Regions from separate parts of the Mus musculus genome. Here region 2 is linked to region 1. A link is a loop called in an ENCODE intact Hi-C map of the cell type or tissue named here. Cell type or tissue: heart. All regions are shown on one strand. Links, peaks and the distances in the headings refer to the core of each region. The heading gives the core; the rest is flanking DNA. Region 1 holds the start of Zcchc7 (zinc finger, CCHC domain containing 7). Region 2 holds the start of Tomm5 (translocase of outer mitochondrial membrane 5).

Region 1 (15,198 bases), core at 6,432-11,431:
GGGAGGGGGTGACCACGATGGGGACAGAGGTTGGGATGTAGAGTGAATATTAAAGAGAGAAAAGAAGGAAGGAAGGAAGGAAGGAAGGAAGGAAGGAAGGAAGGAAGGAAGGAAGGAAGGAAGGAAGGAAGGAAGAGAAAGATGTCCTACAGGCTGGGCTATAGCTCTGTCTTATGAAGGGAGGCTATCTCTCTCTCTCTCTCCTCCCTGCCTGCCCCCCACCTTCTCTGTTGTCCAGGTAGGATTTCTGGATTTCTCTGTGTAGCACTGGGTGTCCTAGAACTTGTTCTGTAGACTAGGCTGGTTTCAAACTCAGAGATCCTCCTGGCTCTGTCTTCTGAGTGCTGGGATTAAATGTGTGTTATACTTGGAGTTATTTTCTTAACTGAGCCTTTCTCTTCTCAGATGACTTTAGCTTGTGTCAAGTTGACATAAAGCTATATAGCACAATGTAAGAATATCGCAGGGGGCTAAGAACAGTAGTTGCTCTTCCAGAGGACCCAGATTCACATGTGGTGCACAGACATATGGACACAGGGCAGTCATACACATAAAAAAGATAAATCCTTTTTAAAAGATTACTGTAAATCTAAAGAGCTCACAGTGATGAAATATTTATCAATATTCTATGACAGCTTCAAAAGAGCTGAAGCAGAAGCTCAGTAAATCAATAAATACACATATTTCCTATTACAAGTTACCACACATTATTTAATGAGTTGTTTATTGACAAGCATTATATTTGTACCCAATTTTTACTATTACCATATAATTTGAGTGTGTGCAAAATACTCTCCCACTGAGCTCTGTTTCCAGCCCTAATGGTTCTCACATACATTAAAATGGAAATAGTTTCATGAGTTAACACTCATTACTGAGTCCTTGAGACCTAGGTTTTGAGGGGTACAGTTCCAACTAGGAGTAACAGCAAGGGGGAATGGAGTCTGTGACATACTAGTCCCTTATCCCTAGGACTTTGTTGTAATGAAAATATTATCATATATATAACTTAATTTATGGTATATGCATTTTTTACATTTCAGTCTCCAGGAAAAATTAAAAGTCATCTATCTATATGAATGTCCAAATTTTCAAGGAAGATTTCATAGTCTGGTTGAAAATTGTGTGCTCTCTCCATCACCTTGCAATTTGAAGAGCTGCAGAATCATGAATAATACAAAAGCACGTTAAAACTTTTCAGCAAAATCCAGATGGGTACCGATGTCATTGAGAATTCCCAAGAATCACCTTGATTACAGCTTTGGACTTAGGAGCCTGAATTGATTATCACTTAGCCCAGTGTATCAGCTTTAAGTGATAACTGCTGCTGAGATCATATTGACACCTACATTTTCTTTAAGACTGTACAAGCATTAAGCCTGTATTTGGGCAAATGAAAAGCACCCAAACTCTAAAGGGTAAACACCCTGTCATTCGTGCTAGCCTTCTGTGTCTGCTGCATCTTAGAAGTAGTGGTGAGGCTGAAGCTGATGGATTGCAAACTGGAAGCCAGCTTATTGTACTCTAGCTGGGAACTTGCAAATCGCTTCTGCATTTTGGATTTTTTGTTCCTTCTTTTGAAAAATGGGGAGGGAATGTGTTGGATTAGACAGACACTTTCAATGATGACCCTGGGGTTTCTGATTGTTCTCTCGGCTCACTAGATGAAGCTGATGCTAAAATACCAGAGCCATGGTAGGTTTCACACAGGTAGACAGAAGGTATCATATCCTCACATTCTTGTTTAGATGGCGGGCAAGTGTGTATTGAGTCAGTCACTTATCATTCCCGCCCCGCTCCCACCTCACATTACAGTCCGGACCCTCAGAGCCACCAGCTGTTTCTCCACAAACTTGTCAAGTCTCCTCTATTTCTTTGCCAGAAGAATCTTCTGTCTTCTTGGTCTTGAAAGCCCATTCTATATATTTCCCCCTTGTATTAGGGTTCTCTAGAGTCACAGAACTTATGGGTAGTCCCTATATAGTAAAGGAATTTGTTGACGACTTATAGTCTGCAGTCCAACAATGGTCAGCAGCAGTTGTGAATGGAAGTCCAAGGATCTAGCAGTTGTTCAGTTCCACAAGGCAAGCCGGCGAAGGAGAGATAGAGTCTTCCTTCTTCCAATGTCCTTATGTAGGTCTCCAGCAGGTGTAGCCCAGATTAAAGGTGTGTGCCACCACACTTTTAATCCCAGATGACCTTGAACTCGGAGATCTCCCTGTCTTAATCTTCTGGAGTTCATAGCCACTATGCCTCAAGTCTCCATACCAAGATCCAGGTCAGAAACTTGTATCTCCCAGCTTGCAGATTAGTATCACTGGTGAGCCTTCCAATTCTAGATTCTAGTTCATTCCAGATATAGTCAAGTTGACAACCAGGAATAGTCACTACACCCCTTTTAATCTTATATTTCAGTATAACTTCAGGTTTAGAAAAAAAAATGTCCAAGTAGAACAAATATTCTTGTAGACCTTGTAACCTAGCATCCTCTCAAATGTCAGTTTCTTTCCGGATTCTACCCGGTCACAGTTCATGCTGCAGCAATCCAGTTCCAGAACTTCATGCCCCTTTATTCCAGATTCTTCCGGGTGCATATGAGAGAGAGAGAGAGAGAGAGAGAGAGAGAGAGAGAGAGAGAGAGAGAGAGAGAAAGCAAAGGCATTGTACACTCCACAATGCAAATACGAAAACCAGGAGAACAGTGTGGATTCAGTACTGTCATCTTGAATGTGGCTAAAGGCCCTAACGTCCTGTTTATAGAAAACAAACAAACAAACAACCCAGATCACACAATACATGTTTATAATAGGTCTTCGGGGGAGGGGCTGTAGTATAGCACAGCCCCTGGGTCTCTTCTGTCCTGACATTGATTCTTTGCTCCTTTCTTCTTCCCTGTCTCCTCCTTTGGTTCCTCCCCATCCCTGCTTTTCATCCTCCTCCCACGCCAGGGATGGAACTCAGGGCCTCTCATACCAGCTAGGCAAACACTCTGAGTGAGCTACCTCCCCAGCCCTGACATTGATGCTTATGAAGAGAGTTGAATATTTGACACAGTATTTGACTATCTTCTCAGGGCTATAGGGATATTTTTAAATGATGTGGGAATACCACAGAAGTGATGAAGGGAAATCACTGGCTCTCTCTCTTTCATGAAATCCTTTATCCCTCACTTCTACTCTTCCCCCCACTAAGAGGGAGATAATTGCTGTGATTCACTGCACATATGTGTTTTAATAAAATAGTAAGTATATAAAGAACTTTGCCCTTTTTATCCACTTAACTCTATGTCTTGGATCTTCCCATGATCTCTCCAGTGTCGACTCATTTCTCTTTATGGGGTCTTGTTGCCATTTCCAATTGTATCGATATACTATCAATTGTTTTGTTCCTTACTCATCAATATTTTCCATTTTGGAAATCAAAATATTTTGTTGTCTTGTTTGTTTGGTTGGTTTTGGACTTGGTCTTTCTATGTAGCCTTGGCTGTCCTGGAACTCATTATGTAGATGAAGCTAGCCTCGAACTCAGAGATCTGCCTGCCTCTGCCTCCCAAGTGCTGGCATTAAAGACGTGTGCCAGCACCCATCCTAACTGTCACAAACACCTTATTCAGGAAAAAATAAAGATATCACTTTTACCCTTATAATATAAATACAAAAATCAGGAAAACAGCTCACTTATCATTTAGATATATACTTTCAAATAGCTTTTGTAAAAACATATTTTCAGTTTGTATTCCCATGCACTGCATATAATTTCACTTTTCTGATTGTTAGTGATGCTGAGTACCTCTTATCACACATGCTCCATACCCTTTTGGGTATGTGAGTTGCCAGTTAATGCTTTTTTGCGGCTGTAATGGTGTATTTTCTTTTTCTGATTGACTGCTTGTTTGTTCAGCTCTCATTCAATTGTTCCCTCCGTGAAGCTTTTCACTTTCCATGGGCTGCTGTGTCCTCCTCTGCTTCCCCACAGCATTGCTTATACATTCTCTAGTGTATGTGGCATATACACTTGTTCTGTGTTCATGTGTGTGTGTGTGTGTGTGTGTGTGTGTGTGTGTGCATGTGCATATCCACAAGAGAGAAAGAAAGAGTGAGAGCAAGAGAGGGAGGGAGGGTGTTGACAATGTATATTTTCCTCAGTCTTCTCTACCTCTGATTTGGAGACCTGGGCTCACTCAGTCTGAAGCTTAGCAATTCAGCTAGGCTTGCTGGCCAATGAACTCAAGGAACCTGTCCATCTTCCCTTCCCCCACTCTTGCATTGCACACATGCTGTCAAGTCCAGCTTCATGCTTATGTAGCAAGCACTTACTAACCGAGACTTCTCAGTCTGAATTTTAACTATTGTGAATTTTCCTCTGTGTGTGTGTGTGTGTGTGTGTGACCTATCTCTGTAACATGTGTAAGCTTTCTGGTTTTGTCTCCATTTCTTTTTTTTTTTTTTTTTTTTGATGCTAAAGTAATCAGTTTTAATTAACATCATTTCATAAAAGAGAAAACAAGCGAACCACATACACTAACAAACAGAGCCTGGAGACCTTCCTGAAGAAATACATAGGGATAGAGACGGACAGGGCTCAGGAAGCCCCCTGAACACAGCGAGGCAGCACCCTTCGAGAGTGTTCCCTGACCCAGGGGTGCTTCAGGACTTGGGCCAGGCTCAGCCGCTCTGAAGGATGGTACCTAAGAAGCTTGGAGATCAAGTCCTGGGCTCCTGCAGGCACTGATGAAGGAAACTTAAAATCCACCTGGCGGATGCGTCTGTATGTCTCACTGGAGGTGCTGCTCTCAAAGGGTGGCTTCCCCACCAGCAGCTCATAGCAGAGCACCCCAATGCACCACAGATCAACCATCTCATTGTACGGTTTCTGCGCTATCATTTCCGGGGGCAAGTAGTCCAGAGTCCCACACATTGTCTTTCTCCTGAGAGAGGGGGTATGCACAGACCACCCAAAGTCTGAGATCTTCACCTCACCATTGAGGCCCAGCAGGAGATTCTCTGGCTTGATGTCCCTGTGAATCACCTTCTTCTCATGGCAGTAGGTCAGGGCATCTGACAACTCCTGTATTATCGTGGCTGTACGCTGCTGGTCCAACTTCTGATGTCTCTGAAGCTCCTTATAGAGCTCTCCTCCTGGAGCATACTCCAGAATTAAGTATATCCGAGTGTCATCATAGAAGTAGTTGTACAGGCGAAGGATGTTCCGGTGTTGTAGGTGTGCCTGGATCTCCACTTCCCTGCGAAGTTGGTGCTCCAATCCCTCCTTCTCTATCTCAGACTTGAAGAGGACCTTCAGGGCCACGATGAAATGATTTTCCTTGAGCCGAGCCAAGTACACACGCCCAAATTTCCCCCTGCCCAGAGGACGCCCGATTTCAAAGTCATTGATGGTGAAATGCTTCCTGGTTGAGGTGCTGGGCTCCATCTGGCCAGTAGCTAAGGAAAGAGAGAAGAAAAACGGGTCTGGTGATGCTCAATAGCAACCCTAGTCTGTGGGACTTGTCTCCATTTCTTTAGAAGATTTATTTTTATTTCTCTGTGCAGGTGTGTGCCTGTGTGACTGTCTGCTATGTGTACGCAGGCATCTGCAGAAGTCAGGAGAGGGCATCAAATCACATGGGGCTGAAATTACAGGCAGCTGTTACAGAACTGCCAAGGGGCTGCTGGGAACTGAACTCTGGTCCTCAGGAAGACCAGTAGGCACTCACCTGCTGAGCCATCTCTTCAGTCCCCGTTCTGATTTCTTGGGCTTTTCACTTTCGAACAATCCTTTACTTTTAGACAAGGCTATCTAAACATTGTCTTTAAAAAATTTTAATGAATATTTTGCTTTCTGTAGGTGTTGTGCCAGTTGTAAACATCAAAAGACAACATTAGAACTTGTACTCTCAAGTAGTTTTACAGCCCAGCCTAGCTGGGATAGAGCTATGAGAACAGTGAGAGGGAGGTTCATACAATGGGTAGGAAATCCTATAAGCCCATCCTGTGTGTGTGAATGAAGTTTCTCTGAAGGCTTGGGATTTTAACAGAAGAGACTAAGAGAACACTGGACGGGCAGAGGGTACTTCGCAGGCAGAGGGGGTTGCTATGAAGACACAGATGTGGGAGAGCATCATGCGTTAGCAGCTAACTGCTCAGAATTCAGCATGTTAGTTAATGACACCCCATTGCTTTGAGCTGATATGGGTTTACTTTGCATATATGTGTATACACATGCACGTGTCTCACCAGAGGTCAGAGGATAATCTATGGGAGTCAGTCATCTCCTTCCACCACTTCAGTTTCAGAAATCAAACTCAGGTGGTCAGGCTCAGCAGGAAGTGACCTCACCCACTGAACTATCCCTCAGTCCTCCACCTTTTAAGGTATTTTGTTGGCTGCATGAGTAACAGTGAGAGGCGAGGCCACAGCCATTAAGGGTTATGCTCATTAGCTTTACATTCTCAAGAGAAACAAGGTAAAGGAGCAGCATATTTATTCTGGCTCACACCTCTCTCTTTATCCCCTTCTAACTCTGTCTGGGTGCTTAGTTTCCCTGGATGGTAGGTACAGCTCACATTTAGGTCCTGACCTAACTCCCTCACTGAAAATATGCTCACAGGATACCCAGAAGGGTTCATCAGTGCTTTTCAGTTTGATTAAGCTGATAAACTCAAGATTAAGCAGTATTCACTACTTCTGGCAGTTAGAAATCTGTTCATCTGAGTCGGTTTCTCCTTTTTTGTAAATAGAAATTAACACTAATAATAAAAATAATCACTGAGCACGGTGGCACACGCCTTTAGTCTCAGAAGCTCAGCAGGCAGATCTCTGAGTTCAAGGCCTGTATGGTCTGTATAGAGAGTTCCAGAACAGCCAGGACTACACAGTAAAGAGATCTTGTCTCAAACAACCAAACACACATAATAAAAAAAAGTTAGGTTTTTAAGGTTAGGTTAGGTTGCACCAACTTGCAATCCCAGTACTTGAGTTTAAGGCTGGACTAAGCTCTGTAGTAAAACCTAAAAAACTAGCAAAAGGGGCAGCAAAACAATATTGTTATGAATGGGGGTACCTGGTGGGTACTTAGCTCATGCCAAGGCATATTCCTGAGTAATTATGCCATGCAACAGATCTGGTATAAAAGAGGTTTCCTGGGGGAAGGGAGAGGACTGAGGACCTGGGACAGGGTAGGAAAGGGTATAGAGGCAGGCAGGGGCCACGAGGGCAAGAGGTAGGGGGACCTCTGAGGACAGACGGGGGAGAGGGAACTCTGAAAACAGAGAGGGGGGAGGGGAAAAAAGAAAAAGGAGAGGACATATGAGATTATGGAACACACAGAGAGCCGGGTGGCCAGCAGTCCTTTTATAGGTCCTCTAATCCCTTGCTCGGTCCCTGGGAGGAGTCTAGTGAAATCACCTGTAAGCTAACAATATACTAAGAGGAGTTATTATGGCCCTTGATTAAAAATTCAGTCTTTTAATACACACATACACACACACAAACACACACACAGCATTCCTTTGGCACATATTCCCTGAACTGTCCAAACATGTGACCTACTTCTATACCACTTTTTCTATCCCCCAAATAGGTTTTTCAATTTTGCCTTTTTATAGTGTCTTGTCCCTTTCTTTCCTAGCACATAACCATAATGCTAATCGAATTTTGTAATTATTTTCAAACTCCTAATACTGTAACAAGACCTTAAAATTCTTCTACTTTATCTGGACTTTCTAGAACAGCCTGACATTTTCCTGAAACTCTTCCCCCAACCCCCCTATAATTTAGTTTAAGTAAATATAAGCTTAGTTTTCTAATAACGTAGAAGGCTGACAGCTTGGCTCTAATATGTTCAATAAATGTTGGCAAAAAGATTTAAAATCAAACTCATCTATCAGGGATGTTGTCAGTACCTAATTCGGTATTTGTAAAGTTGCTTAGATGAACTTATGTTTGTTTGTGTTTGACTGTGACAAGGTCTTAAGTAGCTCAGGCTATCTTTGACTGCTCCACGTTGCTAAGGATGAACTTGAATTCCTTATTTTCCTTTTTCCACCTCCTCTGTACTAGGCTGCTTATGTGGTGGAACTTAAAAATGAACCCAGGGCCTTCTATGCGGTAAGCAAGCACTTTACCAACTGGGTTACACGTCCAACCTCATAATTAAAGTTTTTTTGTTTTTTTGTTTTTTCTTAAAGGTGTGACCAAGGGAACCAATGCTGGAGGCCGTGAACACCGTCTCCTAGTACCAGAAAGAACAGCATTTACTCCGTGTTGCAGGAGTGCAGCTCTTCACGGTTCACAAACAGTTAACAAGGCGGAAGCACCTCCGAGTGCACTTTACAACCTAAGGTGAGAAAAGCCGTGCGGTCACTATTCCCACTAGCGGAAAAACCAAAACCCAAACCAGACACTCTCAAAAATGCCTCTTCCCGCGCTGGCATTATCAAGGTCCCTCTCCGAAGTCACCTACTAACCCTAAATCCCCTACTAACTCTGACCTCCACCCGGAAAAGGGGCCGATTTGCTCTGCGCCACGTGTTACTACGAGGGCGTCACCCAGAGCTAGAAAAGAGACAGCCCCTGCCGACCGGACCAAGGTATCATGGGAATTGTAGTTTTCTTTCCAACACGGGAGTAAGTGAACTCGCACTTACTTTTGCCCTTCAAGTAGCTTCTATTTAGTATAACTCATAAGATAAAAATATGCACCATAATTTTTTCAGCCGAGATTTCTTTTCGAAAGGAAGGATGAAGAAAAAAAGAACAAAACCAAACACAAAGTTTATAGGCGGAGAAAACAAAGGGTTAATAAGCGTTACGCATGCGCTCGGAGGACTCGCGGGTTGGGCGGAAGGACAGCTCCCAAGAGCTCTGTTTTCCCCGGAAGTACCTTCTCCTCCCTGGAGTCCGCGCGGACGCGGCTTCCTTACCTCATTTGTCCTCGCCCCTCCCCGTTCCTCTACGCGTTTCGGTTCCTGGTTGGTGCTTCCTGGTCGCGGCCGCGGCAGTGAGTATGTGTGTGACGGACCCCGAGCTGTCCCGCGGCCGGGGGACCCCTTCCCCTCTCCGCCTCGCCCGCGGAGCTGTGGAACTAATGCGTGCCCCTCTCTGGCCTTCCCCTCCCGGTCCTTCGGGGCTCAGCGCAGTGCAGCGCAGCAAATGGCCTCTCAGCTCCGTGCCGCCCCACGCGGCTCAGTGACCGGGCTGGGGTTTGGCGGCCCGAGACCAGGGCTTGGGCAAGGCTGGGCGGCGATGGCCTTGACGGGCACGTCTTCTCTGTCGGCGTTACTCCACCGCCTCCCACGGTTCACCCGTCCTGGGGAGGTGGGCCAGTCCCGAAATGTGGAGGTCTCCCTTCGCTGAGGGGAACCTGGCCCTCAAGGATGCGTCCAGTCGGGGGCCACCTTAAGCTGGTGCTGTCAAGTAGCCGCTTCACGAGTAGACACAAAGAATCTGGGAACTATGCCCCATTCCTTATATAAAACCAGGGTATCCTAAGATGATCCTCTGCCCCCGCGCCCGCACACCCTAACAGCAGACAGTTGTAGTCAATTTTACTGTGGGGAAATCGAGGTTGGGAGTTGGCAGCCCCCAGTTCCAGCCATCACTGATTAGCTGCCGACGCTCAGAATACCTTTAGGTCGAGTTTACTGTGATTTCAAGTCTCAGGGTTGAATGAAGGAAACTTTTTTTTTTTTTTTTTTTTTTTTTTTTTGAGACAGGGTTTCTCTGTATAGTCTTGGCTGTCCTGGAACTCACTTTGTAGACCAGGCTGGCCTCGAACTCAGAAATTCGCCTACCTCTGCCTCCAGAGTGCTGGGATTAAAGGGGTGAGCCACCACGCCCGGCAGAAGGAAACTTTTAAGGGCCTTTTTTAGCCCATTGGATAATTTTTTTCCTGAGCCTGTTTTTCCCAAGTATAAAATCACCCTTAATTTAATGACTAGGCTCCCTTCAAAAGCTCTCGACTTGGTGTTGAACATTTAGACCTTAAATTGCAGCGTGTGTATTTAAGACGGTGTTGTGCTTTAGGGACAGTTAATTATTGTCATTTAGTCAGAGGATGGGGAATGATCTGAGGGAAGAATTGGAAGTGAAAATTGTATGAAAACTACACGATTAACAGTGCATGGGACAAATAGGAGAAGCACTGTTTCCAGCAGAGTCCAAAGAGTAGTTAGAAGTTAACATCAGTAAATTTAGCATGCATTTCTGACATGGAGACAAGCCCATTGTTTCTCTCTTTGATGGTCCCATTTGGATTCCTTACCTCCTTTGATTGGAAGTGACAGTAACATTTGAAAAAGGGGCAGACATTTTAACTTTTGTAATTGGTTTTGTTTCTGCCTTCACTGAATCTCAGTAGCACACTGAGATTCTTGTAAGTTATAAACCTAAGTGGAGAATAAACTATTAGTCATTTTATCCATTGACAACTGTGGATTTAAAAATTCAGCCCTCAAGGTGGGGTCCAGCCCCAGGTAGAACACTGGCTTAGCATGTCCAGGCCCCTGGATATAGTCCCCAGCACCATCAAATGAATAAGACCAAATTTGGGATTTAAATCTACCTCAGATGACCTATAGCACCCAGAAAGAAGCTCTAAGCTGGAAATACTTTGAAAGAAAATTAAGAGCAAAGCGTCTAGAATGACTAGTAGGTAATCTTTTAAGGGGGAATATTGGCTTTTAAGTCTTGGTAAATTCTGGAAACCTAATTAACCTTTGTTAGTTTAAAGAAATTCAATGACTGTCCCCCCCCCCCAAAAAAAAAAAACCACAGTGAGTGGTTTTATATTCTTTCTTTAGATAAGCTTCTTTTCCACTTCTGATATTTTAGATTTTAAAATGTGATCAGTCTTCTGAGTTGCTGTGCTTTGATAACATCTTTTGTTTATTTACTCTTTGGGGATGGGTTCTAGGGGTTAAGACAGGAACTTCTGACCAAATGCTAGGATTATTGTGTGTCCCTGTGCCCTACCACACAGAACTTTGATAAAGTTTAAGTACCAGTTAGGTTCTTAAATAGTAAATTTGTAAGTTTAAATGTCTACTACTCCTTTTAATTAAAATGTCTGTTTCAGGTTTGTATTCCCTGTGGAAAGTTAATGTATATGTCAGATAAATGTAGGTGTTTAGCCAGTACACATATAGCAGTATTTGTAGTGATGATTAGCTTAGATCAGGAACATGTAAATCATGCTAGCCGAGTTCTTAACCAAGTGTCCAGCCTTAGGGAGGCCTCCTTGTGTCTTTGGACCTGTTTCTTCAAATGTTTCTAAAGGGAGTTTTGTGAAAACAATCCAGCAGGTACTTTTTAGATGTAAATGTTTGTCAGAAACATGTGTTAGCTGGTTAAGTATGCTCAGTAAAAAGCTGAGAAAGCCTTCTGCGTCAAAAAGCGTGTGTGTGCACATGCAGATACACATGCAGATTCATACTCATCCTTGAGTATACTTTTTAAAAATTAAGTGAATTTGATTGAAATTAACGTTGTAACAAACCAAAACAGCTTGAGGCAAACCTTAACTTTGGCATATATGAGCTATATAAATATAAAAGCGTATGTTATGCCAGAACACAGTTTTCAAGTACAGAAGGAACAAAATCCTCTTAACTGCCATAGGGGTTAAATTGTTAAATTCATTTTTCTACCTTTCATGGGAAGAGATAAATCCTTAGACCCAAAGAAGTCCGTTTTTATTATGGCTCTGTAGTTTATTTTTGGCATATATTCACAGGTGTGCCTATGGCTCTATTCTTAATCCCTTTCCTTTGGGATGGCTCCAAGAGTGGTACAAATTTGTAACTCTGTAATTTAGCTCTTTCATTTTTTTTTTTTTTTTCCTGTCTGCCCTGGAATTAGGTTTTATCTTAAGTCCACACTGGATCCTCTGGATGGGTCCACTGAGGATTTTGAAGGAAGCATAATTCCTTGACTTCTTTTAGAATTAATTTACCTATTAAATAAAAAAAGGAAAGAATTCATCTTTCATTTGAAGTCCTCTGAGGCTAACATTTCAATATAAACCGATAAATGTCATGAGCATTATTATTCAGACAGCCACATTCCTCTGGAATGACAATAACAGCATAGAACTTGAAAATAACTTGAAAGATCACATGGAGGGAGCAAGTACATTATAGCCTTTAAAGGAAAAAGAAATTAATTGTGTTTTGTTCTGTTTTGGTTTATTTTGAAATAGTATCTTCTAGCTCAGACTGACCTTGGAATTTACTGTGTAGCTAAGGATAGTCTGGAACTCTGTATCTTCTTGCTTCCATCTGGAATTACACCAGAAGTCATTTATTTCTGGAAAACAACACCCAAACTCTAGCTTGAGTGTATACTTTTTTGGCTCTTAGATTCCTGGAGTCTGCTGGTTCTCTTAACAAAACAGACAAAACACCTTGAAGTTCTGGCAGAAACGCAAACCTAGGAAAACAAAGATTGTTTCTTAATTGTATTTGTAAAGCTGAAAGTGGAAGGAAGAGTAAGTTGGCACTGTTACTTTTGTCTAGGGTGCTCCTGGTGTTTAGACAAGCGTGATTTCCTTTCCTCAGAACTGTTATTTTGATCAGCATTCCATTGGTAGATAATTGAAACCTCTACTGTGTAGATTTTTGGTTAGTGTTTTGGAATAAAGACAACTGAGAAATTATTCTATCACAATGTCTATGTTCTAAGCATTTGTTAGGCTTTTTCGGGGGAGGGGGGCCGCTAAAAAACAAAGGCTTAATGATAGAAGTCATGTTTTCAAACATTTATAAACATCTCCAAATAGCTGTTTGGCTTGGCTATTGTGATCTATTTAACAAAGTGAACAAGGTCCCTGCCTTCCTGGAATTGTGATCTATACTTCTGGGACGTTTACATTGAATAAGTAATTAGAAATGTGGTGAGTGTTTTATAAAGTACCATGGAAGCCTCTGAAATAGAGCACTTAATTCTTTCTGATGGGAAATACTATTAAGCCTGAGTTGAAAGATGCAGGGGATTTTATAGATGCTTAGCAGAAATTTTTTTTTTAGACATATATTCCCAAAGCTGTGATTTTTGTCTCAATTTTAGTTATTTAGAAAAATTGTGTTTTCAAATGCAGTTTTATAACTAGCATTGGAATAAACATTACCACAGGGTAGGTTATTATTATAGTAAAGGCAGTAATAGTTCTTGCAGCATTGGGAATGAACCCTGGGGTCATCTCACATGGAGGCTCACACATTATTCCTGGGCCCTTGTCTGTTTTAAATTGAGAGTAAACACACACACTCACAGTAGGTGTGAAGAGAGTTTTCTCTTGTATGAGAAGGTGTACCTGAGAAGAAGTGATAGAGAATGAAAGGAGAGATGGAGGGAGGAAGGTGGATGGAGGCAGGTGGTTCTTAGGTTACTGCTGTGCCCTTTTTTTTTTTTTTTTGCAGTACAATACACTTCTCTCTTTTTTTCTTTAAAAAATGTTGATAGAGCTAGACAACTTGGCATACTTTAATTCCAGCATGCAGACGGTTGAGGCAGGAGGATCACTTTTAGTTCAAGGTTAGCCTGGTGTCTGTTATAACAACACTGTTTTAAAAAAAGAGAAGAGGAATAAAAGATGAATGGAATGGGGAGAGATACTTTTAGGCGTCTTAACATTTTAGAGAACAAGTGTTCACTGCCTAGCACTGGATCTCAACCTGTGTCCTTTCAAGGATGCCTTTAGGATATTTGAATTGATACAGTTCAGTCTGTTGGTAGCAATTCTTGTTTGAAAGGTCTAAGGATCGGACTAGTGCATCAATCAGTTCTCAACCTGTGTGTCACAATCCCTTTGGGGGTCGAACAACTCGCATATCAGGTAGCCTGCATATTAGATATTTACATTAAAATTCATAACTAGCAAAATTACAGTTATGAAGTAGCAGCAATAGTTTTATGGTTGGGGTCATTTCAGCATGAGGAACCCTACTAAAGGGTCTCAGCATTAGGAAGGTTGAGAACCACTGTTCTAGTGGGCAATAACAGGGCTTATAAATGCGTGGAAAAGTGTATTCTTAAGGAAAAAACATTTTAGCATGTTGGGAGAAGTGGTGATCTTCAAAGTCAGCTCTGGGCTAATAGGTACTTACTGAACAAGATTTCAACTTTTAAAACTATTCTCATATGACTTTCTCGTTTACAGCATTAAGGCAACTGACTTTCCATAATGTTTGGTGGCTATGAGACTATAGAAGCATTTGAAGATGATCTTTATCGTGATGATTCATCTAGTGAACTGAGTGTTGATAGTGAGGTGGAATTTCAGCTCTACAGCCAAGTCCATTATGCCCAGAGTATACATAATGCCAACAAGGAGGAAGGATATGAGGAAAAGAACTGTGAGAATTCGGAAACAGTGAGTAGTCAACCAAATCAGAAGAACTTAATCGTCCTTTCAGATAGTGAGGTCATCCAGCTATCTGATACATCAGAGGTCATCACATTATCTGATGAAGATAGTATTTATAGATGTAAAAGAAAAAATATTGAAGTCCAAGCGGAAGAAAAGACCCAGAGCCCTGCTACTTCTCATTCTAATAAAGTGGCTCAGAAATGCAAGAGGAATAATAAGAAGCCTAAACCTGAAGAGAGGCCAGGTGTGATCCGAGAGGTCATGATCATAGAGGTCAGTTCAAATGAGGAGGAAGAAAGTACCACTTCAGAGAACGAAAATGTGGAAAGCTGGATGCTCCTGGGGTCTGAGGAAGATGGTAAAGACAATGACATCCTTCTCAACTTGGTGGGGTGTGAGACCGCTGGTGCTGAAGGTTAGTGTCGTATTGACTGTTTTGAAAAGTACTAACATCTTTATTAAAGGAGGACTACTTTTCCTAGATAAAAGACCAGTAGGGTCTCATCTATTTAATTTCATTTTTTGGTTTTATTTACATGAGACTCACTAGCTTAGTGGTTCTTTTTCTGAACATGATAAAGAATATATTAAAGTGTCGAAGAAACTGCTTCTATAAGCAAATTTTTAGCGTTTCTTCTTATTTGGCTCAAGTCATTCTAGATGGAAATCTTCGTTCTTTTCTGTCTGCGAACACAGGTGAGTACTCTACCTACATGGCTTTGTGATCTTATTTGGCCAACTCTTTGGAATGCCTCTATAATGCCTGAATAAGTGTTTGCTTATTCAGGAGTTAGCCAGATAACCAGCATGTGGAATATCTAGGTCACAGAAGGC
Region 2 (15,198 bases), core at 6,555-11,554, 350 kb after region 1:
TCCAGGACAGCTAGGGCATGTAGAGAGACCCTGTCTTAACAAATAAACCAACAAAACTAACAACAACCAAGTCTCTCAATCTCTCAAGTAGCTGAGCAAGGTCTCTGGGCTACACACCTGTAATCAGTCCTGAAGTCTTTTCTCTAGAAGGCAGGTTTCTAGTCCCCTGTCAGTACTAACTACCCCACCCATCTGTGGCCAGATGGTTAACCTTGAAACATCTGTCAGAGCAGAGGACCTTTTGAGAGAGGGTCTTCCTACACAGCTCAGGCTGATCTCAAGCATGAAGAACCCTCCAGCAGCCTCCACCTACCTACGGGATGCTGAGTTTGCAGATGTGAGCAGCCACACCCCTCAGTCCTTCAGCTATGGTTAATTTTTTTTACTAAGATTTTTTTTTTGTCTGTTTTTGTTTTTATCGAGACAGGGTTTTCTCTGTATAGTTGTGGCTGTCCTGGAACTCACTTTGTTGACCAGACTGGCCTTGAACTCAGAAATCTGCCTGCCTCTGCCCCCCCTCCCCCCGAGTGCTGGGATTAAAGGTGTGCGCCACCACCGCCCAGCTTTTTATTAAGATTTATTTTATTTATATGAGTACACTGTAGCTGTCTTCAGACACACCAGAAGAGGGCATCGGATCTCATTACAGAAGGTTGTGAGCCACCATGTGGTTGCTGGGAATTGAACTCAGGACCTCTGGAAGAGCAGTCAGTGCTCTTAACCGCTGAGCCACCTCTCCAGCCCCCCCATGCTATGGTTTTATGAAACCTACAACCATTCACATTCTTCCTTTTGCTTCTTATTCCTAAACGATTATGTAATTTTATAATTGGAAAGACCTTAAGCTAATATAAGTTTATCAGTTATCCAGTGCAGATCCCCAGCCCATGAGATCATCTGGGGCTCATCCACACCGATTCGGCTTCAATGGCCTTTTGTCACAAAGCTGCCCAGGTGACTTTAGAGTGCAGTTTGTTTTGGAAGGCACCTGAGCACATGACGTCTGAAAGTTATGTAACGGCAGGACAGGTGCCGTCTTCCTTGTTACACTTGAGCCTCTCCTCTCACGGGAGCACACCATCAGGTGCAGCAGGGCACGGCCATCCTTCCAACTCCCTCGGAGGATGTAGCCATTGATGTGTGGGTATATGGATGGCCTCTGACGGATATTTACTCTTAGCAGGATGTGGTCAGAAGATCCATTATGTAAGCCAAAGCAAAGATATATTTGCCATAGAGTTCTTTTTCAACGAAGAAACATGAGTATTTAAAATATACTAGGGCTGGGCCTGTAAAGTGCTGGCTTAGAGTGCATGAAGTCCTGGGTTCCACCCCCAGCCTTGCATAAACAATGCAGTGGCATACACTGCACTTGAGTGTCAGCTAGCACTGGAGAGGTAGATCTGAAGTTCATGATCATCTTCCTTGGTTACAGAGTAGGTTTGAGACCAACCTAGGATGCCCAAGACCAGCCTCAAAAAAAAACAACTAAGTGATGTAAAATAAAATGTGCTGTGTTGTTTTCCTGTGGAACCGGGAAGGAGCCAATCAAAGTGGTAAAGTGGTTTTTACTCTTTCTTAGTCACCACAGTCCCAAAAGCTTTTCTTCACTATCTTTATCATCTGATCACATACGACTTGTTGGCCATCAATTCAAGCAATTAGGTGCAATGATATTTGGATCTCAGTAAGTAAAGCATTAGAGAAAGCTGGAGGTGGGTAAGAGAGCCTGCTCTGCAAACAGGAGGGCCTGAGTTCAAATCCCCAGCATCCACATAAAAAACTGGGCTGAAACTGAAAAACCTCTTGTTCAGCGAGACTCTGCATCTAGACAAGACGGCTGAGAGAGAAAGACGCGCAGCATCCTGCTCTGGGTGGGCATGGGTGTGTGTATGGGCACAATTATGTGTATAAAAACACAGAAGGGAGGGAGGGGGAAAGACGCCCCTCAGAAGCTCACACTGCTGTGTCCGATCTCCCCACGGATCCAGCGTAGTCTCATAAAAACTAGGCTCTTGGTTTCATGAGGCAGCCTCTAAATGAACAGCATAGTGTTAGTGTTAGGTCAGACAAGGTCCTTTCCAAATTGCCACATATTCACCTAGCTCTGAACACAACAGATTATCTAAGTTATCATTTCTCTTGTTGATAGCCTGAAAGGCTACAACTGTTCTCTCTGAGAAACGAAACAATGAATAGGTCCTGCATTTCTCAGAATGGGAACTTTTCTCTGTACTGAATGTCAAAGGTACTCAGAGTGTCAGGTCTTAGCTGTCCTGAGCAGGACTGAGCGAGCCAGGTCCTTCTTGGCCAGCTCCCCCTGCCCTTTCTTCCTCACATGGCTGAGATCCCGTGAGCTCTGCCTCTATCCATCCATGGATCCACTTGTCACAGCCTCAGTCATGGCTGAATCCAACTCTGTCTTCTACAGGTTTGCCTCTGGGCAGCAGAGCTCTGCTAGACGAAAAACTCCATTATCAGGGACTGCAAATTCCTGACAGATATTAACCCCACCCACTGTAGGCACCCTCAGAGTCTGGCCTTCATGGCTACCTCACTCTCATGCTTCTGCACCTTCATTCTTTTTTAAAGGATCCTTTAAAAATGTTTTTGTGTGTCTTTTGCCTGCCTGCATGCTTTGTGCCTGCAGAGGTCAGAAGGGGGCATCCCTTACCCTCAACTGGAGTTAAGACAGTTGTGAACCACCATGTGGATGCTGGGAATTGAACCCAGGTCCTCTGCAAGAGCAACAAGTGCTCTGAACCGAGTCGTCTCTCTAGCCCTGCCCACTCCTTCATTCTTTTATTGGACAAATACTGAGTGCCTGCTGGATGCCGGGAGACCTAGGTCCTGGGATACAGAGTGAACACAAGAGACAGAAATCCCTGCCCTCATGGAACACATTCTTAATGGGGAGAGACAGACAAGTTCTCAAAGATCATACCCAGTGACAGTGACAAGAAATATAAAGCTGGGAAGGGGGAAGATGGAGTAGATTGCACAGACTGTCATTGTTTAAACGTTCTAGTTCATGTGAACGTGTGTATCTGACTGTGTGTGTGTGGGCCATGCTCACACAGGGGAGCCAGATGGTGCTTGATATTCTAGAGCTGGAATTAACAGTCTGCTCATGTCACCTGACATGAACGCTAGGAACCAAACTATGACCATGCAGCAAGTGCTCTAAACTGACCAGTCAACACTCCAGCAGCCCAAAAGCCAATCCTACCCCACCCCTGCTGTAATTTTTTAAAAATCTGAAATGTAACATCACTTTAGCTGGGATAGGTGTACAGCTGGCTTGGGTCTTCACAAACTGAAATACCCTATTGCCTATAAAGGGTAATAATGTGTCACTGAGAAAACATCCTTTCAACCAATACCTCAGAGGACTAGGATCGTTGAAACCTAAGGGAAGTGCACTCTATGCCGGGGAGATGCTGGAGACTGCACGAGCATCTAAGCTGAGGAGGCAGGGAGGCTCTGGTGGCTGGCATACAGTGACGGGCTCTTATAGGAAACAAGATCAACGAGGCTCCGTGCTTCCCATCTATAGGCAAGCACTGCTATTGTTTCTTTGCATAATACAGTACACAGTCTAAACATTTTAAGAATGTATTGCTTGTGAGTATTTTGTCTGTATTTTTGTCTCTGTAACTAAGCAGTGGGTGTAAATTACTAGCACACGACACAGAATTACAGGGTTAAAAACATATATGCTGTCTGGGTAAACACATGAATAAATATGGTATGTCAACTCTCTTGAGATTGCATTCATTAACAGTGAAAGGGTTTTTTTTTTTGTTTTGTTTTGCTTGTTTTAAGGTGAAAATCTAAAAAGCCAGAAGGTGAGACCACAGTACAGAAACCCCAAGTCTCAGGAACTGGTGGATCCCTGTGCCTCTGCAATCGGGCAGTGAGGAGAAACCAAACTAAGAACTACTTAGAGAAGGTCTAAGTTCTCAGATGCTGCCTGCACCTCCACAAGGCTAAGCAACCTCTGCAAGATGGACACCCCTCTCCCCTGGGCCTAACTAACTACAGCCCTCCCGCCTCACTTGACTCTCAGAAGCCTAGCAAGACTTCTTAGTTAGGCCTTACAAGATTAGAAGAATGTTCTCTTAGGAATGACCAGCTTAATACAAAATACCTAAAGATAGGGACACAAACCCTTTTCCCAGTTAAATGCCTCAAAGATCTCCCTTAGGGAGAGTCCAACACCAACAGGTTTTACCCAGTCACAAAGTGAAGTGTCTAAACGTGAAAGAAAGATGGATGAAAGCCATTTTAGGCAACAGTATGAAAGACAAAGAAAATAAAGAGTTGTATATTCTACAAAGGGAAAATAGGGAAAGAAACCATCAATTAAAACACAAAATTTATGAGACCTAATGGACACGCAATCCAAGTTTTAAGACAGTGAAGTGATCAAGTACCCACACAGTGAACTGGACACAGACAAACACACGCACGCATGCACATGCACACACACACCCCACTGTATAATGGAAGAGACTACCAGGACAACAGATCCTTGTTTCTCAGAAAGAAAAATTAGGCCTCTCAGAGAGACCAGGAGTCAAAAGGTTTCCGATTTCTCAGCAGCACTCAAAGCTGGAGCCAACATCATAATGTCTTAAAACCCTGGAGGGTGAGGATTCCAACCAGAACTCTAACTTCAGCAGAGATTTAATCATGTGACCAGAGAGCAAGCCACTTCCAGACCAGTGAGGTCTAAAAATGTCTACTTCCTATGCCACCAGTCAGGGCCCCAGGAAAACAAACAACACCAAGGGTAGGAAAACACCGTTCCCAGGTGACAGACACACAGTCCAGAGGGACCAGCAGAGGCTCCAGGGAACACTCCCTCAGCAAGGCGAGAAGATGCAGTGACTGACCAAAGCAAATGATGCATTTTGGTATTCAGTGAAAAGTTAATTTAGTGGGAAGTTCATAGGGAAATAAAATCTAGGAGATGATAGGACTATGTAGGGAAAGAAAACCACCGGTCTACCCAAAACCGCACTAGGTGCACACAGGAAGACAGGTGACAAGAAACAAACATCCACACGAGGGGTACAAAGAATAACAACAGCACCATCATGTTACAAGATACACTGGTGTTGCTGGAGAGACGGGTCGGTTGTTGCCCTCGCAGGAGGCCCAGCATCCGATGTCAGAGAATCCAATGCCCTCCTCTGGTCTCCATTAGCAACAAACACCCACGTGGTACATATACATACAAGCAGGCAGACACATATAGACATCAAATAGAAACAATCTTACAAATGAAACAAAACCCATATACATTAGCCAAACAGAGGGGAGCATGGATAGTTGCTCTGGAGAACTGATAGCCCTCTTCAGCCAACACTCTTAGAGAACTATTGGAGTTTAAAATGCAGCCTCCCCTTCCCCACTTTCATGGTCTTTGTATTTCTAGCACTAAGCAGTCAGTCATCTGCAGTTCATGAAGACTTTGGCCAAGAAGCATAATTCCACATAGCAGGATTAACAGATTCTCAAGCTCAAACCAAACTCCAGGAGCAATAGTCGCAGTGCTGTAACAGTCCCACCAAGGATGGCCATGACCAAAGTGGGATTAAAAACACAAAACCACGCTTTCTTCATCAGAATGTTTATTAAAAATATAGACTGTGCTTAAATGTCATTGTGGGTGTATGCTGACTTCCAAACAGACTTCACAAATAACACTTTGAACAGAAGTGGTAAACAGAAATGACTCCCCTTAGAGCCTGACATTATTAACCACTCCATCAACACTCACAGGGGTGGAGTTCATGGGCCTAAGGGCACCATGAACACAAGACATCTTTTTGCACTTCCCAAGTGGCTTTATATTTCAGCTATGGAGGTCAGTTCTCAAAGTCCTACTTGTTCTCAACAAGTAGTTTATATGTCCGTTTAATCAGCCTTACACCTTTCTGGGCCAATTCAGCTGCAGACAGGAGGAGAAGCCGTCACCAGGTCTTCATGCCATGCATCCACCTGACTGCCCGTCCTCAGATGCTATCCAGCTTCTTTAAGATATATGGAGCTGAAAGAAAAACCCGGGATTAGGTTTTTTTTTAAAGATTTATTTATTATTATACATAAGTACACTGTAGCTGTCTTCAGACACCCCAGAAGAGGGCATCAGATCTCATTACGGATGGTTGTGAGCCACCATGTGGTTGCTGGGATTTGAACTCAGGACCTTTGGAAGAGCAGTTGGTGCTCTTAACCACTGAGCCATCTCTCCAGCCCCTGAATTAGGTTTTATTCTACAAGTCCTCAGGCCATACTGCACAGTTATAATGGTGGTGGTGGTGGCGATGGTGGATGTCACTGACTTTATGAAATATGATTCTAGAAACTTCCAAATTGTTATCCAACAATTGTGTCTGACCACAAGAAGGGATCCGCTGCTTTGCAAAGCTGCCCACCCCCATGTCACTCAATAACCATCGCACACAAAGAGCAAGCAACCTCACACTCCGGCATCTTTCCTCCAGGGCTGTACGTAACCCCAACAGCCCTTCACTGTGGGCATCTTTGACCTATTTTGCACTACAGGAAGTTAAATCCAGGTCTTGCACGGGCCAGGCAAGGACTTTACCCCCAAGGTATACTTGAGGGGGGTGGGAGGTGGAGCAGATTCCTTTTTAACCCAAACAAGACGAAATGCAAGAGGAATCAAATGGGCATTAGGCTTCATTACCAATGCTGGGAGAACAGGGGCTAGGAGGTGTGTGTGTGTGTGTGTGTGTGTGTGTGTGTGTGTGTGTAAGGCAAGCAGAGGAACAGACACCTACTCTGGTTTCTCTATGACTCTGTCACCTATGCCCTTCAGATCACACCAGTTACTGTGCTGATGTGATAAATGATGTGCACAGAGCTGTCTGGAATACCCAAGTGGCGTTGCTGAGATAGAGATGACTCAGCAGTTCAGAGTGTCTGCGGTCAATCAGGAGGACCTGAGTTCAGATCCCAGCAGCCCAGCCATCCAGCCATCCCTGGCAGCTTACAATTAATGGCCAGCTTGACTCCAGTTCCAGGGATTCCAACGCCCCCTTCTGGACTGCAGGCACGTGGTTCACATATAGACAAGCAGAAAAACACATAACAAAAGTCTCTTGTTTCAAGACAGATTTCTCTGTGTAACCGCCCTGTCTGTCCTGGAACTCCATTTGCAGACCAGGCTGGTCTTTAAAAAAAAAAAAAAAAAAAAAAATCATTGAGATCCACCTACCTCTGCCTTCTGAGTGCTGGGATTAAAAGTGTGTGCTACCATGCCCGGTTCTAAATAAAAATCATTAAATAGAATAAATCAGTGCACTAAGCTAACATTTCCTTGAGAGCTCTTGCCTATAAGAGAAGGATGGGAAAGCTAAAGTTTAAAGGGTAAGCAGGATGTTTTGGGTGCTTCCATTTCCCCCAAGATGTCCTGTCCTGGAGGAGCCAGCAATACAGAGAGTACAGCAAAAGAGGCACCCAAATGAGGGAGGCCTTAACTCCAGTCTTCTAAAAATGTTGGTATGTTCTTCAATTATTTGAATCGCTCCTGCCTCTCCCTGCCCAGAAGACTCCCACAGGCAAGCAAGCACTGGACAATAGGAAGAAGTGGTACAGGTGTGGAGGTCAGAGTACAACTTCTGGAAACTGGTTCTCTCCTGCCACCACGTGTGGATCCGGCTCAGGCAACTCAGTGAGCCACCTAGCCAGCCCCTGACTTTTAAATTGACAGTATGGCTTTAACCTTGAGTATGTGTCCTATGAACTCAAGCTCTCACTTGGGGTGAGGTGGCACAGATCAAGCAACTTTTGTTAATGTTGAGATCAAACGCTTCAGAGATTCTCCAAGAAAAACCAATTATTTACTTCACCCTCTGTACAAACAAACATAAAGAAAGCTAATCTCTTGTACTTCAAAGGCAAGCAGAGAGAGAAAGCGCCTGCTACCTTATTAAGAGCTCAGCCGGAATTGTATTCGTTCTCTGAACGGCCAAATGACCTTGGGTCAGCCACCTTCCGGGGACCGTTTCTAGGTTTGCAAAACGAGGGTATTGCTCCGAGGATAACACGTGGGAGCTTCTTAAGCACAAACGTTGGGCGAGCAAAGGTGACTTAACCACGCGTCCTCCGCCACCACGTGCACTGGGCACATCCCCAGGACCCGCAGACCCCCAGAGTGTGCGCAGTTGGGCAGTCCTGGACGTGCAAGCACCCCACTCTCCCCAGGATGCTCAGCTCAAGGCCCCACGACCGCGTGCAGGGTTGGGTGTGGACGCGTGGCCTCACGGTCACAGCCCAGAAGGACACTCACTGACTCGCAGCAGGGCCACGTAGATGAGGAAGTTCCGAATGGAGGAGACCACATCCTCACGCATCTTCCGCTTCATCTCCTCCGGGTCCAACTTGGGCGCGAGACCCTCGATCCGGAACATTGCGGCGGCTCTGCCTCCAAAGCTTGCGAGAGCAGCAGCTTGCTCTCCTCCAGTGGCCGCCCTGCACCCGGAACTTAGCCAGGCTCCACTTCCTGTCCCACCCCTTGTTTCTGTCCTGTGACGGGAACCTGTGAGGGGAAAATTTCATCCTGTCTTCTTGTGTCTGAAGCAAAGAGACCTGAAGGGGGCGGCCGCCGCCTTAAGTCTCTGAGCCTTGGGTGGATCTGGACTGTGTTTTGGTCCCTAGCCGGGAGAGTGCCACCTGTAAAGTTGTTTTATGCTGTAAAGTAGGGAGGTGTGTGCAAAAATATCATTATAAATAATAATAACATTTATGAAGAATCTAAGACAGTACTTCGTGAAATGCACATTTTAGTCTGTCCTTCCTAGGTTTGAAATTTAAAACAACTTAGTTGGGAATGAAGTTCGTTTGCCAAATCGTTTTCTTAGGATGCATGAAGCCCTGGATAGTGTTGCTGTTGTGATAAACACCACCAAAATAACTTAGGAAGGAAAGTGTTTCACCTAACCTGTTAACGTTATCCAGGGAGGCCAGCACTGGAGTTCAAGCTGGAACCTAGAGGAGGGAACTGAAACCAAGCGGAGACGTTGTCTTTACTGGCTAGCTGGCCTCAACCAGCTAACTTACTTTTATTGGTTAGGACCACCTGCCGGGTGGCATTGCCCACAGTGGGCTAAGCCTTCCTCCATCAACTAGTAGTCACACAATGACCCTCAAATTCACCAATAGGACAATCTGGTGGAGGCAATTCCTCAATTGAGGTTTTCGCTTCCTAGGTGTCAAGTTGACAAAAACTAGCCAGCACAGTGCTGCACACACCTGTGTTCCCAGCACTGGGCTGCTGGAAAAAAGGGGTCAAGAGTTGAAGGTCAGGGCAGTGCTGGCTCAAGCACTTGGGAGACACAGGCAGGCAGATCTTTGAGTTCAAGGCCAGCCAGGTCTACAGAGTGAGTTCCAGGACAGCCAGGGTGACACAGAAAAATCCTGTCTCCAGACAAACAAACGAATGAGTTCAAGGTCAAGGTGGAAACAGTGTCTCACACCTGTAATTTCAGCCCTCAGAAGACAGAGGCAAAAGAATTACTGCAAGGTTAGGGGCAGCCTGGGTTACAAAGTAATTACAAGGACAATCTGAAACAAACAAACAATCCCAAGATAAACAAACACAAACAAAAAACAGAGGTCAAGGTTATCACCCTCAGCTAGTGAGCTCAGACTGCTAGTGTCCCAGACACTGAAATTCTAACATTTCCCACATTTTTTTTCTGTACACTCATTTTTTGGAGGTAACTGATCTTTAAATATTCTAATGAAGATCTTGGACTACAGCAAGTATGAGCCCAGATCAAAACTGATCAACACTGGACAGATGAGAGAAAATCAAGTTAGAGTTTTCAGACATGAATGGGACAACTGAATTTTTCACATAATCCAATATCAGAACGTCTCTTTTTGCAGGCACACTGTATAACAACAATGAATTTGGGGTTAAATAAGAATAATACTTGAGGGCTGGTGAGATGGCTCAGTGGGTAAGAGCACCCGACTGCTCTTCTGAAGATCGGGAGTTCAAATCCCAGCAACCACATGGTGGCTCACAACCATCCATAAGGAGATCTGACTCCCTCTTCTGGAGTGTCTGAAGACAGCTACAATGTACTTACATATAATAAATAAATAAATCTTAAAAAAAAAAGAATAATACTTGAAGCCGGGCGTGGTGGCACACGCCTTTAATCCCAGCACTCGGGAGGCAGAGGCAGGCAGATTTCTGAGTTCGAGGCCAGCCTGGTCTACAAATTGAGTGCCAGGACAGCCAGGGCTACACAGAGAAACCCTGTCTCGAAAAACAAACAAACAAACAAACAAACAAACAAAAGAATAATACTTGAGGCCGGCCATGGTGGTGCATGCCTTTAATCCCAGCACTTGGGAGGCAGAGGCAGGCGAATTTCTGAGTTCGAGGCTAGCCTGTTCTACAGAGTGAGTTCCAGGACAGCCAGGACTACACAGAGAAACCCTGTCTCAAAAACACCAAAAAACAAACAAACAAACAAAAAAACTTGACTGTGAGAATGACTGACAATGTTAGCACCTTCCTGATTGACAGAGTGTAAGACCCTGGGGTTAGAGTAAAAAACTCTCGAGTGTTTCTTCAAGCTTTAGTAAGTATTTGCATCTATAATTCAGACAGTGGACAAGCAGAGGCAGCAGTGGTAGGGGAGGGGCTGACTCCTAAGGAAGAGGTCCAGCCTTCATGAGTGCCGAGAAGATCACTCTTGGCAATGCTTCTCCCTGCTCACAAAATCAGGGACAAGTCTCTCTTTCGTGCTCTAAAGTCTCTTCTCACTCTGATCATCTATGCATTTGAATTCTATTTGTGTCATTGAGGGCATAATAGTTTGGAGTGCATGAATGTCAATATATCATCACCCGTGATCAGCTAGTGTGCTGGCTAGATTCTTGTTAAGATGACACAAGCTTGGGTCACCTGGGAAGAGGGCACTTCAGTTGAGGTGAGGTCCCCATCAGGTCGTCCTGTGGGCAAGCCTGGGAGGCACTTCCTTGATTGATGATCGGTGTGGGAGGGCCCAGCGCAGTAAGAGCGGTACCATTCCTAGACACGTGAGCCTGGATTGTTTGAGAGAGAGCTGGCTAGGTAAGTAAGCAGCATTCCTCCACAGCCTCCACTTCCTTCAGACCCTGCCTTCAGGCTCCTGCCTGGACTTCCTGCTCTTGGCTTCCCTTTGTGATGGACTGCACCTATCTGCAAGAATAAACCATTTCCTTCCCTAGTTGCTTTCGGTTATCATGTCAACAAAACCAAACTAAAACAGATAAACAAAATAGCCAGTATGTGCATTGCTCAAGGTAGGAAACAATGTAACAATGAACAGATCTTGCTACAAGAGATGGTTTACTCTCAGCAGAGGCTTTAATCTAGGCAGAAAGAGGCAGAGCTCTGAGTTGGAGGCCAACCTGGTCTACAGAGTGAGCTCCAGGACAGCCAGGGCTACACAGAGAAACCCTGTCTCGAAAAAACAAAAACCAACCCAGCAAAGAACCCACCATGCAGATTTGCATCTGAAAAGTGAGGCAACCCAGACTGGGAAGGAAATAATTGTCAATTGCGTAATTCCAATAACTCAGGCTCCAAACACCCACCTGGTTTAGATGTGGAAATCCTTCCCCCCCCCCCCCCCATCCACTGAGATGCTTTTGAGTAGCTTGGATTCACAGAACATCAAAGATGGTATTAAATTAGCCAAAGCCCATGCTTCTTGATTAAAAAACCAATTTCTAACACTTGAATTGTGTTTATCAAATGCTCAATTAAAGAGGCATTATGTCCAGGTTAAAAAAAATGGCTGATTGGCTAAAAGACAATATGACTCTTAGATTTATTTGTTTTTATTTCACGTGTATGAATGTTTTGCCTACATGGATGTCTGTGTATCATGCCTGGTGCCCAAGAAGGTCAAAACAGAATGTTGAATCTTTTGGAACTACAGTTCCAGATGGTTGTAAACCTCCTTGTGGGTGCTGGAAATGGAACTGGGGTCCTCTTGCAAAAGTAGCAAGTGTTCTTAACTTTGGAGGTATCTCTTCATCCCCAATATAATAACTATTAATTAATTAATTTATCTATTTATTATATGTAATAAATAAATATTTATTATTATATGTAATAATAAATATTATTATATGTAATAAATAAATATTATTATTATATGTAATAATAAATAAACTGTAGCTGTCTTTAGACACTCCAGAAGAGGGTGTCAGATCTTGTTACAGATGGTTGTGAGCCACCATGTGGTTGCTGGGATTTGAACTCAGGACCTTTGGAAGAGGAGTCAGTGTTATTAACCACTGAGCCATCTCTCCAGCCCTCCCCCCTCCCCAATGTAATTCTTAGGAAGATTTCTTAGGAAGGTCTGGTGCTTGCCTGCCTCAAGTGACAGAGAGGGAATTAATTGACTTGTGGTGCAGCCCTGCCTTACTGGTCTGGATCTAGTCTATTGTTTCTGTGTCAGAAATGTTCGATCATCCTGGTGAACTTGGCCTTCTTCCTCTTGCATGGCCCCTCTCATCGTCTTGGAGGACACTCATAAGAATGGGCTTCCCGTTTTAGGCTTTTAAATAGTGCTTATTTATATATCTATTTATTTAGCATATAGGAGCTGATGTCATCCAAACACAGTGAATTTAGGTGAGGCAAATTAAGAAAGAAACCTCCAGAAGTCAGCACTGGATGGAGCCATTTCATATTTTAGACTCCTCATCTGGATGTTAGTGCTTTAGGTCTCATCTTTGAAGTCACTTGTAACTCTAAAATGCTATATTTCCAAGCTTATTGTATTTCCTGTTCTTTCTACCTAATGATCTAAACTGTGATGTGCACTGAGAGGCAAAAATAAAGAGTTTGCATACATAATTTAATATTGATGTTTGTGTTCTTTAGTCTGATCACAGAGGAAATAGTGGCTGATGTCATAGCCTGTCTTGTTTTCCATTTAGATCCCAGGAGGAATTTAGGAGCCATTTCCTTTGACTCAATTTCCCAGACAGCCTTCATGTAAGTGTTCGGGGTGTACATCCAAACTATAAGAGAATTAAGTGTTTTAAGCTCCATCACTGGCGAGGAATTTATATGTGCATGGCCAGAGATTCACTGATGATCCTTGATTGAGGGATTAACACAATATAAAATACCAATGAACAGTTCAACATCTGTGTTTAGCATACAGAGAAACTGAGGCTCAGAGAGGAGCTAGTCAGAAGGAGGAGTTCCCTGGATGGGTCTCTGATGGCAGGCTTGGCTTTTCTTCCCATCATATCCTGCTGTATAAGTACATTGACAGTTCTTGCCCAAGAGACAAGGACAGAGAGAAAGGGGGCTCTTCCATCTTTGGAGAGACAGAGCTTACCCACCAGGGGCCCAAGGCAGCTGTTTCCACATTCCCACACCCATGATGGCAGCCGACCTGGACTCCAATCCCGTCCTTCCTCATTCCTTAGGGAGAGCACATCCCAGCCTCCTTTGACATTGACAGGGTGTGGTGGAAGTTTCTTTACTCCTAGTATTCAGGAGCTGCAAGGAAGAAGGCTAGGAGATCAAATCCATCCTATCCTGGGCTACATGATACCTTCATATCAAAGAAAGCCAAGACAAAAATAAAAGTACTAAAAGTAAACTTGACTTAGAAGTCCAGTCAGGACTCAATAAATGAAACAAAATAAAGTCAGGACAAGGAAGAGAAAATTGCTCTCTCTCTCTCTCTCTCTCTCTCTCTCTCTCTCTCTGTTGTTGTTGTTTGTTTATCTCTGTGTAGTCCTGGCTGTCTTGGAACCCTCTCCTCAAGTTTGGCAGTTGAGAGAAGTCTCTCAAGTTGAGACAGGTTAGCCTCAGACTCAGAGATCAGCTGGTTTCTGCCTCCCCAATGATGGGATTAAAGGCATGTACCATCACCACCACCCAGGGAGCCTTGGACTTTGGAAGCCTGCTGTGTTGGGTTGGAGAGGTGGCTCACCAAGCAAAGGTGCTTTCTGCCAAGACTAATGACCTGGGACCCACATGATAAAAAGGCGACTAGAGCAAGTTGTTCTCTGTCCTCCATACTGCTGCCTTCAAAGATAGATAGATAGATAGATAGATAGATAGATAGATAGATAGATAGATGATGGATGAATAGATACAATAGGTAGGTAGGTATAAATTCTGCTCAGGTATGATACTGCACACCTTTGATCCCAGTGCTCGGGAGGCGGAGGAAGATGGATCTGACATAGTGAGTCCCAGGCCAGCTGGGACTGTATAATGAGTCCTATATCCAACAAGAGCAACAAGAAGTTGCTCTGTGATAGAGGCACATAACCCTCACCTGACAGATAACATATCTTACTTCTAGTAATTACTTCCCGGTGAGAGACTTGCATTTCCAGGCAGGGACCCTTTTGAACCTTAAAGAATGAAGAGAATTTTGATAAACTTCACCTCACTGGCATCTTCATTACAGAACACTCTGCTCTCATTTTGATAGTTAGGCCTTCATCATCTATAAGTCTATGGTCTCCTTCCAAGAATCCTGGAAGCACCTCTAGTATAAGAAGTGTAACACTGGTCATTCTGAGCCATCCAGCTATTGAGGGCATGTGTTCATATGTGATAAAACTCACCATCCATTGAGAAAAGGAATGAATGAATGAATGACCAGGAAAGTCTACCTCCAAGTTTACCCCCCCCCCAATTGTATTTATTATATTTCTACCTAAGGATTTGTTTCTTACAGCTTTGATAAACTTGATTTTGTTTGGTTAAAGAAAATTAAGGAAGGTAGAAGCCCACTGAAATAACCCAGTGGGTAAGTGTTATTGCTGCCAAGCCTGAGGGTCCTGGGGATCAGTATCATCAGCTTGACAGCAGGGGGCTTTACCCACTGAGCCATATCTGCCAGTCCACTTTATTTATTGCTTGTTTGAGACAAGGTCTCACTATACAGTTCCAGGCTGGACTAGAACTTGTTAAGTGGACCAGACTAGCCTTGAACTCATAGAGATCTGCTCAGTATTTTTTGAATTTAAAAGGCCTTAGTGCATGCTCATCATACAAAGTAATGGGCTTCATAATGGCACTTTCATTCAAACATACTGATTACTATTACAGTACAGTCTTGGTTGGGTTTTATTACTCTGAACAGACACCATGACTAAGGCAGCTCTCATAAG

The links. Hi-C counts contacts between places; a loop is a spot of excess contacts. Peaks named below come from ENCODE experiments on the same cell type or tissue, not always from the same donor. Only the 100,000 strongest peaks of a DNase experiment are listed, where the experiment ranks them.
Region 2: it touches region 1 in a loop (3-fold over the local background); 2 of 42 quality-filtered maps call a loop at or near these places.

What each region holds. Positions count from the first base shown.
Region 1 is chr4:44,747,696-44,762,893 of GRCm38, forward strand. It overlaps Zcchc7 (zinc finger, CCHC domain containing 7), which reads left to right and starts at 8,864. Exons shown (of 9, transcript NM_138590.4): 1 at 8,864-8,997; 2 at 14,155-14,779. The coding sequence starts at 14,179. It also overlaps the pseudogene Gm12463. In heart, for the core only: a CTCF peak has its summit at 8,569; DNase peaks (open chromatin) are centred at 8,516 and 8,926; H3K4me3 peaks cover 2,414 bases; H3K27ac peaks cover 1,767 bases.
Region 2 is chr4:45,099,587-45,114,784 of GRCm38, forward strand. It overlaps Tomm5 (translocase of outer mitochondrial membrane 5), which reads right to left and starts at 8,527. Exons shown (of 2, transcript NM_001099675.1): 1 at 8,327-8,527; 2 at 5,623-6,058. The coding sequence starts at 8,447. The coding sequence ends at 6,024. In heart, for the core only: a CTCF peak has its summit at 8,629 (motif pointing right); a DNase peak (open chromatin) is centred at 8,565; H3K4me3 peaks cover 2,127 bases; H3K27ac peaks cover 1,845 bases.